Regions from separate parts of the Homo sapiens genome. Here region 2 is linked to region 1. Evidence: chromatin contacts called from ENCODE Hi-C or POLR2A ChIA-PET data. All regions are on one chromosome and are shown on one strand. Each heading gives the region's core, a stretch centred on a gene start or an enhancer-like site at or near the end of the contact. The rest is flanking DNA. Distances are from core to core; before and after follow the strand shown.

The links. Hi-C counts contacts between places; a loop is a spot of excess contacts on that map. ChIA-PET counts read pairs that join two places held with the same protein, here RNA polymerase II (POLR2A). Pooled maps may share reads with other maps.
Region 2: a pooled map shows a loop between it and region 1 (3-fold over the local background). The contact joins the promoter of CDK4 here to the promoter of NXPH4 in region 1. A Hi-C loop is called at or near these places in 5 of 37 single-sample maps with no recorded cell type and 10 of 50 pooled maps. POLR2A ChIA-PET finds 5 or more read pairs at or near these places in 3 of 52 experiments (GM10248, H1 and OCI-LY7).

Annotation. Positions count from the first base shown.
Region 1 is chr12:57,215,388-57,218,087 of GRCh38, forward strand. NXPH4 (neurexophilin 4) reads left to right here and starts at 1,407. Exons shown (of 2, transcript NM_007224.4): 1 at 1,407-1,639. The coding sequence starts at 1,583. RefSeq lists enhancers at 805-1,304, 1,452-2,060, 2,061-2,667 and a silencer at 970-1,429.
Region 2 is chr12:57,751,060-57,753,759 of GRCh38, forward strand. It overlaps CDK4 (cyclin dependent kinase 4), which reads right to left and starts at 1,251. Exons shown (of 8, transcript NM_000075.4): 1 at 1,116-1,251; 2 at 441-677; 3 at 148-283; 4 at 1-31. The coding sequence starts at 658. RefSeq lists silencers at 401-540, 1,271-1,350, 1,581-1,700 and an enhancer at 877-1,610.

The sequences.
Region 1 (2,700 bases), core at 157-2,656:
TGCCTGTCTCCCTGGGTGTCTCTGAATCTGCCTCGTCCTCTCAGCACCGGTCCTTTTCCTGACTCGTGTGTGTGGCTGTCACGTCCCATATCTATCTGTCCATTTCTTTGTATGTGCCCCCACTTGTCTTCTGGGCTGCCAGTGACAGCATACACCTGTGTATGTCTCAGTGTGTGTGTCCACCTCTGTGGGTGTTTGCTCTCTGCCAAGACAAAGAGAGGGTGAGCGCACTGAGCAACTGTCTGGGTGTGCTCGTCTGGGTGCAGGTGTGCTCACCTCTGTTGCTGTGCTCCTCTGTGTGTTGGGGTGCCGCTAGGTGTGCGCCTGTCTCTGTATTTCGCTCTGTGTGCCCTGTCCCCGTGAAGGCATCTGCGTGCATCCCTGGGGTGGGCTCTCAAGGGATGTGTCTGTCTCTCAGTCTCTTTGCTTGTCCCTATCTCTGTCTAGGTGTTGGTCATACCACAACCTCAGCCACAGCCTCAGTGCATAGCAACAGCTGACAGCTGAAACCACCCGGGCAGGAGAGAGAGAGGCAGTGGGGAGGAGGGAACCGAGGAAGAAACAGAGAAGAGGATGGGGGCAGAGAGCTGGGGCTGGGGACAGAGACAAGGACAGAGATAGGGAATGGGGACAAGGATCTAGAAGAGCTGGTGGTGAAAGATGGGACGGCGGGAGGGGAGGAACAGAGACTGCACCAAGAGGCCAGGCAGGCGGCGCTGAGAGGGATTTCCTGCCCAGCCCCCATGCAGAGGCGCACTGGGCCTCGTGGGGGTCAGTGGTGGGGGCCAGGGGCAAAGGTGAACAGCCGGTCTAGCCGAGGGGTCCTGAGACCGCAGAGGTGCGGTGAGGCGGGGACGGGGCGGAGGGCGCCGTTTGTCAGCCCTATTGACAGACGTGATGGGGTTTCCGTCCGTGATCAATGATTCTCATCTCCGGGCCGAATGAGCCGCGGGGCGCCCATCCATCCCCGTCAGCATCGCGCGGCGGCAGCCGCCCGAGGCCCCGCCCGTCCCCACCTCGGCCCCTGCCCTGCGCCTGCCCCGACACACCTTGGCCCTGAACAGGGCAGAGGCCCGGGGCTTGGAGAGCGTCGTCCGGCTGGGCTCCGCGGCGCCCCCACTCCAGGTGCACGGGCCCGGAGCCCAGAGCCCCACGCCCTGCCCCGTTCCTCCTGGGCGCACAGACGCGGCCTCTCGGGGGACCAGTGCCTGAGCCCCTCGACCCCCTCCGCTTCGCACCTGGGCCAGGGGCGTGTCCGGGGCGTGCCGGTGTGAAAGTCACCTTCGGTGCCCCCAGCTGGGCGGGAGGGGGCGCGCGGGGCGCGGCCGGGATTGGAGCGCCGCGGAGCCCCGCCCCCCGCCCGCGGAGTCAGACCCAACTTTCTCCCCCGCCCGCGCCCCGCCCCCAGCGCCGGCTCCGCGCCTCGCGCCCAGTCCGCGGGCCGCGCCGCCGCTCCCGCCGCTCCCGCCGCTCCCGCCGCTCCCGCAGCCGCCCCGCCGCCCGCCCGGAGCCCCGCGTCCCTAGGCCTGGCTCCCGCCTGCCCGAGACCCGCCCAGCCTGCCCCGCTCAGCCGCCAGAGAAGATGCGGCTGCTCCCGGAATGGTTCCTCTTGCTCTTTGGCCCGTGGCTCCTTAGGAAGGTAAGAGTGGCAGGGCTGGGGCGCTAGCGCGGGCGCGGGGTTCCGGGACGCGAAGGTCCCAGTGTGCGAGGGGCTCCGTGCGCCCGCCCCGCCCCCAGCTCCGAGCGTCCCAACTTTGCGCGGCGCGGGGGAAGCGGACAGACAGACTGCCCGATTCAGGACGGGCACTCTCCTAGCGCAAGTTGGCTGAGGCTTGGAGAGGGTGCCGGGCGGAGGTCCCCCTTGCAGCCGACTTCAGGCGCGGCGGGGGAGGGGACGAAGCCCGACCCGCGAGTGCGCCAGACAGAGCGGGAGTGCGAGACAGACAGACAAGCCAGCAGGGTGTCAGCCTTGCCGTCTTTCCGCGCCAGTCTCGCTCGCCTGCCTCACTGTCTGTCTGTCCTTCCACCCCTCCACCCCCGCCTTCCCATTTCTCTTCTCTGCACTTGTCACCATGCCAGGTGGGCTCTGTGTCGGGAGCATCCATGGCCCGAGCACACACGCACACACGGACTCAGGCAGACACGGCTGAACTTGGCTACAGCCAGCCTCCCATCACATTTCCCACGGAGACACCATCTCCCCTGCACGACCTCACAGACACACCCCCCTCTCGTGCCCCACTGAAGGGGGAGGCTGTCTGGAAGGGGAGTCTCTCCTCCCATGCCCTCCCTGCCTCCAACCCCACTCCAAGGCCTCTTTCCCTGAGGCTCTCGGGCGAAGAGCCAGAGGCTAAGGGAGCTCAGACTTGATCTGCCTCCTTCCTGACTTGGAGGCTTCAACCTGCGAACATGCTGTGCTCATATGTGCTGGGTGGAGGGCGTGGGTCACCGTGTGCACCTGTGTGCATGTGTCCAGGGAAGCCAGGCTTGGTCCAGTACTGGGGCCGAGGGTACATGTGTATACTGGTGTGGTGTGTGGTGTTGGCTTTGCATGAGTGAGTGTCAGTGCCTGCCTCACAGTGCAGCCATCTGCCTATGCCCCTGGTGTGTGCCCGCAATGGGGGCCCAGGCCCCAGTCCCCCATTTTCCTTCTACCAGCCTCCCCTGCCTATGGCTTCCCTGTTTTCTGACCCCCAACTG
Region 2 (2,700 bases), core at 1-2,500, 540 kb after region 1:
CTAGGCCTCTTAGAAACTGGCGCATCAGATCCTAGTTTCAAAGGGGAGGTACAGATGCACTGGAAACTAGGCACCATACCTGAAATCCCAGAAGGTTCTACTACAAAGGTCCCAATCCACCTCTCAATGCCTACCAACCCCACTCACCTTGATCGTTTCGGCTGGCAAGCCTGGTGGGGGTGCCTTGTCCAGATATGTCCTTAGGTCCTGGTCTACATGCTCAAACACCAGGGTTACCTTGATCTCCCGGTCAGTTCGGGATGTGGCACAGACGTCCATCAGCCTGACCAGAGTAAATGCTCACTTTTCAATCCCCTTTAACCCAACATGGCCTCTCATTATTTCCTCAGGGTCCCCACTTCTCTACAGATCATCACACCCCACCTATAGGCTGTCTTTTCCCTTTACTCCCCACGCCCAACCCTCCACCACCTTCTCACCGGACAACATTGGGATGCTCAAAAGCCTCCAGTCGCCTCAGTAAAGCCACCTCACGAACTGTGCTGATGGGAAGGCCTCCTCCACCTCCTCCTCCATTGGGGACTCTCACACTCTTGAGGGCCACAAAGTGGCCACTGTGGGGATCACGGGCCTTGTACACTGTCCCATAGGCACCGACACCAATTTCAGCCACTGGCTCATATCGAGAGGTAGCCATTCTCAGATCAAGGGAGACCCTACAATCACAGACTCCTATCACCAAAAGTCGCTTACAGAGTTAGGATGGTATGAGCCTGCAGCAACAAAGGGACTCCCAAAAAAAAAGCGCAAAGAACACCACCAGCATCCCATCCCCCGCTCCCAGTCTTCCTTGGGGCCGGCCCCAGAGATAACACAATGACTCAATACCAACCCCTCCAGCCACGTGAGGCCCTGCAATAGAAAACGCTTTTTCCTTTGGGACAATCGCGCCCCGCACAAAGATCACACATGACACATGCCTTGCATCGAAGATCCTACACCTCAGTCCCTAAAATTATACTTTCCCATGACCACAAAGGCCCCACTTCCCGCCCTTGAGCGACCCTTCCATAACCAGCTCGCGAAACGAACGCGTGGAAAGCTGTGAGGGGGGCGGGCACTGGTTCTCATTCCTGGGAAGGGACTGCACTTACCTCACGCCAGCCCGGGGTGCTGTGGGGGCGGCCCGTTATCGGGGCCCCGGAGCCGGTTCCTACGGCCCCATACACCCGAGCTCGGTCCGGAGCAGCTGGACGCAGAGGGCCCGACCATAGACACAGGCCGCAAGCTAGAGAGGCCCCCTCACCCCCACCCTCACCATGTGACCAGCTGCCAAAGAGGCGCGCGGAAACTGGGAGGGCGGGGCGAACGCCGGACGTTCTGGGCACGTGACCGCCACCCATGCGCTGAGGGGCGGACAGGAGGTGCTTCGACTGGGAGGAGGGCGAAGAGTGTAAGGGGGCGGAGGGGCGATGGCAGCCACGTGATCTGTTGCTATCACACGTGACCGCTTGACATTGCTCTGAGGAGCAGAGGTGTGGCTACGCGGCGGGCACGTGACTGGCTGCCACAACCCCCGCTGCAGGGGGGGAGCGGTGAGGGGGACAAGAGAGGGTGGAGCCCGAGGCGGTGCCATGGCAACCTAGGCCACCCAGAGCCCAACTCCCGGCTGAAGGATTGTCTCACTACCGGTCTGAAGGCTGAACTCCAGTCTCACTACCGGTCTTTCAGCCTGTCTGCATTGGGGAGGGGGTGGGAGTTGGGGTACCAGAGGTGATGCTGTCACCTTTTCGCTCCACCATGAGAAAACATACTCTCATTTGTGTCATTGTTTCATTCATTAATTCTACAACATTTTACTGAGTGCTTGCTTCCAGTGTGTATGTGGGTTTTTATTTTGTTTTTGGTGTCTGTCACTGGCCCTTTAAAGTAGTGGTACGACTATCTATAAAGATGTAGCCAACAATGGGGTCTTCTACAATAGGGAGTAAACAATGCCCATTTGAGGGCAAAACTACGATTAAAGGATGACGGAAGGCAGATTAATACAGTAATCCAACAGGCTCAGTGACAAGGTAATCCTCTCACTTTTCCAACTTCCAAACCTCCCTGGGAGTGTTAATGCAAAGACCTGAGGCCATCTGGCAGAGAAGTTATTGATGAGCAGGAGACAGGAATACTTGACCTTTTAAGTTTTTTTTTTTTTTCCAGTAGGAAGGTTCTATGATTATGTGATATTTGTATGTGTGCATATATGCTTCTATGTATATATGTATGTATATGATATTATTTATCACATCATATATAAGACGGATACAGGATTGCACATGTGCAAGAAAGTTACCACCACACCCCCTGCACCCTCCAGACCACCACAATGAATGAAAATGACATGCCCCCTTCTGCAAACCTTGTGACTACTCATTTGGAGTTATTGTGCTTCCCTCTTTTTCCCTAGTGCCGCTTTCTTAGCACTTAGCACTGTCCAGAACACACTTGTTCCCAAATGGCCTCTGCCCAGACACCTAGGTAGACACAAGTAGATTTCTCCTACTTTGTTTTATTGGCTCCAAGGTCTTTATCTCCCAGCCCTTTGGGGGTATGGGAGTAAAGGAGGAAAGCGGTTAGTGTCTCATTTGTGAGAATTTGTCTAAAATCTAAAGCCATTTTATTACCCTATTTGCCACTCCTTCCACTCTAACTTCTGTTTTCCTTAACCATCTGGCTGAGAATATAAGA